Regions from separate parts of the Homo sapiens genome. Here region 2 is linked to region 1. Evidence: read pairs that join two places in POLR2A ChIA-PET (ENCODE). Cell type or tissue: A673. All regions are shown on one strand.

Region 1 (5,000 bases):
AGGCCAGGCTATCTTTTAGTCTTTCCTTCAATCCCTCTAATATGCCAAGCTCCCCAGTTCTCTGAATTGATGCATCTACTCTTCTATTGGCCTAGAGAACACTCTTCTCTGACATGCTTTGCTTCTTTAACACCTACTTATCTTTCAGGTCTCTTCCTGTTTCTCTCATTTTTAAATTTTTATTTTAAGAATTTATAAATATATACAAAAGTAGAGAGTATGATGAATCCATCACCATTTCTATGTATCCATTACCCACCATCAATAGCTGTGGGGATTTGATCTCTTTAAAAATTAAAAAAAAGTTTTCTTGAAATCCCAGTAAATACCTTTTATTTTTTTCTTCCTAGCACATTAACACAATTTGCAATCATGTATTTAATGTCTCTTTTCTCCATTAGTTTATAAGCTCCATAAAAGCTGTTTTCTTTATTGTGATATATCCAGTGTCTCATACAGTGCCTGAAACATGATAGGTTCTCAAATGTGAAAGGAATGAATTATTTAATAACTGAAAACGTCGCTAAGGGGTTTGAAAAGACGAGCATTTGATGAAAACTTTTTGAAAAAGATTGGTAAGAATGACTTAGGCAGCTTTATATTAAAACAATAGGTACCGTTAGGCTCAGATTCATATACTTATTAAGCAACCTTGTGCTCTTAATTTTTTTCCAAGTAAGCTTCTGTGTAAAGCAAACTCAGTGACCTTGTGAAGAGAATATTATTTGAGTTTATAAGATATTGTCCATAGTAAATAACTAAATTAGCTTTGGGGGATCACTCTTGGGCAAGGTAAAATGATCCCTTGAGGTGCTGGGCCTTCTGGGCTGAGAGATCAAGCACCTTGACGGCTCATAGAGAAGTTATCATCTTGAAGCCTTTGCCCAGCCATCAACCTACTCCTTGTTGCTGTAGCTTCATTTGATGAAATTTAAGAAAAGTGTTTTTCTCTTCAAATTGCTATCCCCTCCTAATTTTTTTTTTTTTTTTTTTTTTTTTGATACTGTTTTGAACCAGTAACCATGGTTTCTTGTAGAGGCTCCTTGGGAGCTTTAACAACATCAGTCAGTTTCACAGCTGGAAGCAGAGTGATCTAGATAAAAGCATAATAAAAAAGCTTACTGAGGTTTTTTTCCCCCCTGTTATAACAATTCTTTCATTAGGGAGCACTTTGCATAAAGTGAAATGTTCTCTGTTCCCACTGAAGTAGACATTTTAATTTAAATTAACAGTAACGTAGTACCTGGTTCCTTTTTAGAGTCTAGAAAAGGGAGGTAATACTACCATTCACCTGTCCTTCACCTGAACCTACCCTGTCTCTGTCCCCTTCTTTTTTTGTTTCTATTTTCTTACCATCTTTCTGGGCCAATGGTGAGTGATAGTAATACTGACATTTGGGGTTCAAGATGGATGAAGTCGTGAAGTTGTAGCTTTGAATTAATGAGGGAAAAAGGAGTTAAGTAGCAATAAAAACTTGATACAGTGGTACCAGGAGTTTATTTGTCAGGATCAAGAAGAGTCAAGGACTGGCTCTTGTCAGAGGGCCAGAGTAAGTAATTTGTTAGAAGTCAGCGTTGGCAGCAAGCACTGTCTTGACGGATGGCACTATTGAGAAGGGAAAGGAAACCTATATTTATTAAACTCTTTACAGAAAAGCTTGCCAACCCTCATTGAGATAGACTGGATCAGTCTACCCTGGACTGGATATGAGAATGGTTATATTGTGGGGAAAGCACACTCTTAGGTTATACTGCTTGTGGATATTAGTATAGCTGTGGCATAAAAGGAGCATGATGGGAATTTGGATGAGAGTAGTGGGTCTTCTGGGCCTTTCTTTATCGAAAGTCTAAACCCTGCCTGTGAAAGGAAACTCCAAATGTAAACATTGAATGTTTATTTTTTTTTACACATTTCTTTGTCCTTCCTACATGTATACCTATGTCCATACTCTCACATGGTTTTACTGTAATTCTGTTATTCGTATACTTACATAAATGTGGACTTACACAAGCATCTTAATTGGAAATGACCTTGGAGATCACGTTTCAACATCCTTATTTTACAGGTGGCAAAAACTAAGTCCCTTACAAGTTATATGCCTGGTGTCACAAAAGCAGGTTAGTGGCAAGTTTTGGGAGTAAAACCCTGGTTCTTTGAATTCCTGTTGTCATGCGTACAGGTATTCACATATGAAGTCTGCCCTATAAGGCCTCACCCAATATGTATCTTTAGCTTTAAGTAGCCTTTCTTAGAAAACTAAAACAGCTGAAGAGAAGAGAAGCATTAAATCTAGATTCTTCTAACTTAACTCTGCTACTGATTATCTTTGCAATTTTTAGGAAGTGTACCATTCTTTGATAAACAGAAATAAGGATCCAGAAGATAAATTGTAATTATAAAGATTACTGTGGACTAAGATCCTGATATTTGCCTCATTTCCTGATCCCTTTCACAGTGTAATTTATGTGAAGGAAATGTACAATTATTCAAGTAAACACGGTACTAGATTCACAGTTCCTAAGTATAATAATTTATAAGTGGAACATTGAAGAATCCAGAATTCATGTTGCTGTAAACATGTTACATAAGCTTATTTAAATGTTTTCCTTTTGTGAATTCAATAAATGGTAATTTGTAATTTATAATAAAACATACGATTATGATTTCGTAACTTACTGAAAAAAACTTTAAGAAAATTAGGTATCGTTCAACTGAAAAGACAAAAGGAATATACCAGAAATTATAGCCATTTTATTTTCATGTTCCTGATGGGGGTATTGCTGTCACAATTGGGGCAGAGTCATTATTTTTCTCAAATTCAGGATTAGAAAGGTCTTTGCCTTTATTGCATCAGAACATAATCACAGAATTTCTTCTTGCTGGTTCCCTGGGGACACTCTTTAGACAAGAGAAATCCTAGGAGAAATTTGCACAAAAGATGTACATCAGAAACTAAACTACAAGAGCAGATATTAGCATGCTTTTGGTTTGTTGTGCAGATGGTTTATAAAATCCTTAACATCGGTATTACTTGCCTACTTTTAATTAACCTCTAAAGAATTGTGTAATTGTTACTTCTTTCCTTCTCTATGATAAGTCAGCCCTCTCAGCTTTCTTTCCTGATACAGTTGAAAGCATTTTAAATTTTATCCTTAGAAATACAAATACTGAACAAATTAATGTTGTAGTTCAACATACTTAACCAATCTTAATTATAAATTAGGATGCGATGAGACTGTTTCACTTTTAAAATACATGATTGATGTTTAATCTTTCAGAAATTTAAGCTATTATAGTAATGCAATTGCTTATACTTAGTTTTGTGTTTTTATTAAAGTCTTATCTTTAAATGGATTGTCTCATTGAAGAAAATTAAATGGGCCAAATGTTTGTTTAACTTCGGAATTCTAAATAAATATTTTTCTTATAGTTTTATTAGAATTGGGATTGATATTTATGTAATAATAATGGTTTGATTGTCACTTATCTGGAACTCTGATTTACCAGCACAGTTCAATTATCTAAGTTAATATTTTTCAGTTCTTCAAAACCATGTTTCTATTTGATAGTTGTAAAATCACCTCTTCATCTTTGCTATTGTCTGAAATTTAAAATAAATATAACTTGTTTTTTAAAAATCAAAAGAATCAGGTAGAAAGTACTGCTTTGTTTTCAAACTTACTAGCACACCTCCAATGTATTGAATTCTATTTAAATTTACAAAACAGAAGTTTCTTACATGAGTTTCATGGACCACTTCAGAGGCTCATTAAATCTGATATTATATATAAAGTTTTATCCATGTGGGAATTCTTTTGAGATGAAATATCTGTAGCTTTATTGGAGTCTTGACGCTTTCCATCACCTAAACAAGGTTAAAAACTATTTTTATAGGACCTCTGAAGTATCATACTTTCCAAAAGAATATTTAAGGTAAAATTGCTTTGCTTTCTAGAATCACTTAATTATAGAATCTTGGTGTAGCCAGCCTCCATTTTTACAGATGCCACAAGTTGTGATTTACCCAATGATATTGTAGTTTAATCTTTGTCAAATTAGCAGGGGACACAATGAGGCGTCCTAATTGGTGTCCTAATTGTTTTTGGTGTCCTAATTGTTTTTTAGGGCCTTTTTAGCCTTGCAGCCTCTGCATAGAGGTTATGGAGCTCTCAACTAGGCAAGCAGGTATTAGTATTTGAATACAAAGCTTTTATGGGCACAATAGAGATCTCCGATAATTTGCCTCAATTATTTCATGAAGTGTTAATGTGATACTGTGTCATCTCTTTGCTGTATATGGTGTATGTTCTTACACTGTATATGGAAGCCCCTGTAGTTGCAGAGGAAAATCTGTCTTTGACAGCATCTGTGTTGAGGTAGACTTTCAGGAGTGAGATCATGAGATTTCAGACTATAAGAATCTCAGACCTGTGAGCATTTCATTTATTCATTTAACAAAGATTTATTGTGTGCCTGCTTATGGAGATGTAGGTTTTACTGGTTTTGGGATACCAAAAGAGCCCCATTGTGTCCCCTGCTAATTTGACAAGGATTAAACTACAGTATCATTGGGTAGATCACAACTTGTGGCATCTGTAAAAATGGAGGCTGGCTACACCAAGATTCTGTGATTAAGTGATTCTAGAAAGCAAAGCAAATTTATCTTATAGAATACTTGTGGAAAATTATAGTACTGTGTTCATTTAATAATATCGGTTTGGTTAATATTGGGAAATGTTTTTCTGATTACTTAACCTGAAGAATAAAATGCCATACAGTAATACTGACAGCAGTTCTTACAAAATAGTCCTTAGCGTAGTAGTCTCACAGAGTTATGAAATTCTCAGACTACTAGGAATTAAAGAAATCTCCTAATTTAAATATAGGACCAAAGCCCAAAAAAAATCTTTGTTTTATTTACCATTTTGTACTATTTGATAAAGATTTGACTGTCGGGCTTAAGTTAGTGATTTTTTAAATGTTTTAATTTAGAGGTTATG
Region 2 (5,000 bases), 150 kb after region 1:
TTTAGAGAGGATTTAAACAATACTCTTTTCCTCTCCACAATATGGAACTAGATGGATTAGGAGCAAATAAAGCCAGCACCTGTATTATTAAAGAGATAAATACAGCCATGCATGACTTAAAGACAGGGATATGTTCTGAAAAATGTGTTATTAGGCAACTTCATAATTGTGCAAAGGTCATAGAGTGTATTTACACAAACCTACATGGTATAGCCTACTTAGCATCCTGGCTATGTGTATAGCCTATTGCTCCTAGGCTATAAACCTGTACTGCATGTTACTCTACTGAATACTGTAGACAATTGTTATGGTATTTGTATATCAAAACATACCTAAACGTGGAAGAGGTACAGTAAAATACTGTAGTATTATAATCTTATGGGACCACCGAATTTGGTCCATTGTGTGCAACTGAAATGTCTTATTACTAAAATGTCTTATTGCTGAAATGTCTTTATGCATCACATGACTGTATTGACTGAAGTTGTTGGTAAGCAGCAGATATTGACATCTTCATGGATCCAGATTTCAGTTTCTCTGTCTTACAAATTATAAATCTTAGTGCTAGCTAATTCAGGAGTAATTAGGTTGTAAGGAAACAAGACCCCACTTTTGGATTCACATAAAGATAATTCCTATCAGAAAGTCTTATTTCATAGTTTCTTCTAGATTAGACTATATGTAGTTGGCAAGAGCTGTATGCTTTAACCAGATTCTCAATCTGAATTGACATTTTCTGAAGAAGGCTTTATTGATATGCCATGTTACATTGAAAAAATGATTTTAAGCTAATTTGACCACTTCTTTCCTCATCCATAATATTATAACTGAAACCACTTACACTAATGCCTGGAATAATCTGAAACTCCAATAATAATACAAAATAGCTGTTTCCATTTATTTCTTTTTACTATTTTATTTCTACTTATTTTCTTTTTAAGTGATAATTTCTTAGGCATTGGATCCTAGATTTCAGAATCTTCCTTTTTTAATGGTATTTGTAGGTTTTTTCTAATTGTAAAGGTAGTACATGTTCATCGTAATAATTTGGTAAATATAGAAAAGTATAATGAAAATTAAAATCACCTATAATCACATGTTATTCATTTAAATAAACTGGGATAATGTTCTCAGTGAGAAAAGTGGAAAAACTAAGTTTCTCTTTACCAGAAACACAGTAAATTTTTTGGAATTGAAAAAGTCTTCTAATGATCTAATGAAGGATAGGACAGAAGTCATCAAGCACATTTTCTTTCACTTCCTTATGGTCTTCATGTTTCTCTTAACAATGTTCATGGCCAATATTATAATACTAATCAATACATACTTTCTTTGAATTTTTCAGTTCTGTGTGACTTTTCATTGAGAATTTGCGTTCTCATTTATAATGGTCAGATATTGTTTAGCATTTCTTGACTACTTTTAATCTGTAAAATATACTTAATTCATTTTTTCTCCTGTGATTGTTACTTAAGAGGTTTTTGTTCCTTTTCTGTTTTAGTTTCCCTTGTACAGTGATAATTGCTATGTACTTTATTGCCCCAAGCAAGTAGGCCTTAATCCAATGAACTTTCCAGGATAGATAGTGATTATAATAATTTTAGTAAGTGAGTTTTTTCCTGCTTTTCAGCCACCCCTGAATGCTCAAATGTTGGCACAACGTCAGCGGGAACTGTACAGTCAACAGCACCGACAGAGGCAGCTAATACAGCAGCAAAGAGCCATGCTTATGAGGCAGCAAAGCTTTGGGAACAACCTCCCTCCCTCATCTGGACTACCAGTTCAAATGGGGAACCCCCGTCTTCCTCAGGGTGCTCCACAGCAATTCCCCTATCCACCAAACTATGGTACAAATCCAGGAACCCCACCTGCTTCTACCAGCCCGTTTTCACAACTAGCAGCAAATCCTGAAGCATCCTTGGCCAACCGCAACAGCATGGTGAGCAGAGGCATGACAGGAAACATAGGAGGACAGTTTGGCACTGGAATCAATCCTCAGATGCAGCAGAATGTCTTCCAGTATCCAGGAGCAGGTAGGAAGGTCACAACTTTATGTTGTTCTAAGTAATCCATACAGGCTTAGGTCTCTCTCCATCTTTATGTCTGTGCTTGGACATTAAAATAGTGTGTGGAAGAGGAAAGACACTGACGTGGGAGTCTGGAGACCCAGGATTCAGACTCAGCTTTTGACACTAAATGGTTGACTGGTTTGAGGCTTATCTCCCTTTTTTAGCTGAGATGATTGAATTAGAGGATCTGTAAGGACCTTTTGAGCATTTTGTATGCAAAGTACGTTCCCCCTTTTTTTTTTCTTTTTTGTTAGATGCAGTCTCGCTCTGTTGTCCAGGCTGGGAGTGCAATGGTGCAATCTCAGCTCACTGCATCCTCCACCTCCTGGGCTTAAGCGATTCTCCTGCCTCAGCCTCCCGAGTAGCTAGGATTACAGGCATGTGCCACCGTGCCCAGCTAATTTTTGTTTTTTTTTTTTTGTAGAGACAGGGTTTCACCATGTTGCTCACACTGGTCTTGAACTCCTGACCTCAGGTGAGCCACCATACCCGGCCCATTCTCTTATTTTTTAATTTTTCTCATTGATCTCTATGAGAATTCAATGAAAGTCTTCCCCACACAATGGATTTTAGTACATTAATTCAAAATTCGCATGTAGTTTTTTCATTGTGTGGGAGATTTTGTTTTTGCCAGTTTGCATAAGAATAATTTATCTCCACAGAGTATCTCAGACTACTCATTGGTGTCATCACTCTCAGCTGCTGCTGTTGCAGCTTCCTCTCCAATGTCAGTCAACTTTCTGGCTTCCAAAAGCTTTTTTCTTTTTTAGTCTTTCTTTGGCACTGTCTTCCATTCTCTTTGTCCTGGGTGATAATATCTTTTCTTATTTCTTTTCTGTCACTTTCAGGTTCTGATAGGTAGTGGCAGTGATGAACATCTGATTAGTCTACTCTGTTTAATCAAACTTTTATGCAAAATTAATTGTCAATTCCTGAAAAATAATTGAAATAAATCCCTTGATTATATAAATGAAAGAAAAGAGGTAAATTTTAAGGCTGCTTAAAAATGAATTTCAATGAGAAAGCTGCTGTTTGACTTGAATAAAATGTCAAAGTTATACAGAGATTTTTGACATGGCAGTATGCTTATCAGTTTTGACAGCCAAATCAATTTAGAGTTTCCATTCTGATGGTAGCAAATACTAAAATCCTTTGACTATCAAATTAAGTATCTAAAGACTTGTGCCAGAGAGCACCAGAACTCTAAAGAGATTTTAATCAAAATTATGCCACATCAGTTTCTTTGTCCTCAAGACAATGAAGTCATCTTTGGCTGGTTTATATCAGTGACACTATCTGTGTGGGCGAGAAAAGGATTATAAATCCATATTTTAATTATATGGTTGCCTGAACAAGAGTATGGCCTTCAAAAGAGTTTTATTTCCATGTGTCTTACAATTTCTGTATGCAGAGAATTTGACAAAGCTTTTTCACTTTAGCCTGTGGAAGTACTTCCTCCAACATTAGAAGACTTGTGTAGTCATCTGCATCCCCATTCCTCCTCCAAAATGACAACCTGACTAAAACAGCAAATGGGTTTTTAGCAGCATTCATAATATTAATTGCAGAGCCCTAAATCAAAAGATTTATCTCATGCATTAGGGGAAAAAGCTAACTAGAAGTAAGCCAAACATTAATAAATTCCTCATGAAATTATTCTAAGGATTTTTTCTATTAAAAAATAGAAATAGTATTTCTGTCCATTTTCAGGCATGTACTTTTAAGTTTCCTCTGGAAAGTCAAGAAAGGAGAACTTTATATTCTGCTTTCATTCCTTGACAAAGCCACCTGGAAAGGCGGTCCTTCAGTGCCCCGGTTCTCATGAAATTGACAAGTTTCTTTCACAGTTCTGGGTCTAGCCTTTTGATCTGAGTTGTGTCAGCATAGAACAAAGTGAGCTGAAATAATGGAGTGGGTGGAGCTTCCTCTTTCCCCGTACCATAATGGGAAAGATGTGTTGCCACCTATCATGAGTATCTGGTGCCTGGGTTTTTCTTCCAGACCAACTTCTGATTGACAAAAATATTTTCACAAAATAAGAATTTGCTTTTTATAAAGTCAGCATTCATACTACAAACAAAACCCAAATGCTGAGTGCATTGAAGAGAACAGTGGTTTCATCCAGTTGCAAACTGAAATGAAATGGCAGGGCTGTCAGTTCTTCCATGGACTGCTTCAAAATAATACTGGAAAAATGTTTAACTTTTCTGGACAGAGTAAGAATGTTTAAAGATGCAATGTTTTTAATTTCTGTCACCACTCTTAATTATAAACTTGCTCCAAATTGATCAGCAGTCTGGTAGAGGACCAGGTTTTGTGTTGGCACAAAATGAAGTTCTGGAAAAGTTCCAGCCTTTTCAAAACAAAAACAGTTTATTGTGGCTTAAGGAAATCCAGATAAAAAGGCTCTTTGGCCTTTGTTGGTTTTATGCTTCTATTCCTAAGAAATCGGCCATACAAAAGTACCAAAATATATGTGTTCCAACATGTTTCCAGGTTTGACAAATTAAGGTCCATAATCCAGCCCAGTTGTTTTGGTAAATAAAGTTTTAATGGAACACAGCCATACTTACTGCTTTATGTATTATCTATGGCTGGTTTCATATAGAAGAGTTGAGTAGTTAAAGAAACTTTATGGCCTACAAAACTGAAAACATGTATTATCTGGCCCTTTGCAGAAGAAGCTTGCTGATTTCTGTGTTAAGTGATGACAGTAAAACCAACGGATAACTGCATTAGCTTTGCTTTATATCCTTTGCCTTAGCCTCTTTCCACTTAATGTAGGCCCAAAGTAAATGAAGGAACATGAAAGTCATAGTAATGGCAGAGTAAGTTTTCTGGTATTTCTGAAAACAAGAAACTTTTCTAGACTACCATGCTATGATAATGAGTGTAAAAGAACAGAATCAGACTTTAGAAATTGTTTTCTTT

Evidence for each region. Peaks named below come from ENCODE experiments on the same cell type or tissue, not always from the same donor. Only the 100,000 strongest peaks of a DNase experiment are listed, where the experiment ranks them.
Region 2: POLR2A ChIA-PET joins it to region 1 with 8 read pairs; 3 of 35 experiments call an interaction of 5 or more read pairs at or near these places.

The regions. Positions count from the first base shown.
Region 1 is chr2:24,591,605-24,596,604 of GRCh38, forward strand. All of the region lies in intron 3 of NCOA1 (nuclear receptor coactivator 1), which reads left to right. Among named protein-coding and RNA genes, the nearest start is that of NCOA1, 100 kb to the left of the region's middle. In A673, no CTCF peak of the experiment used is centred here; DNase peaks (open chromatin) are centred at 1,037, 2,477 and 2,887; H3K27ac peaks cover 1,351 bases.
Region 2 is chr2:24,740,154-24,745,153 of GRCh38, forward strand. It overlaps NCOA1 (nuclear receptor coactivator 1), which reads left to right. Exons shown (of 23, transcript NM_003743.5): 19 at 1,631-2,033. Among named protein-coding and RNA genes, the nearest start is that of PTRHD1, 51 kb to the right of the region's middle. In A673, no CTCF peak of the experiment used is centred here; no DNase peak of the experiment used is centred here.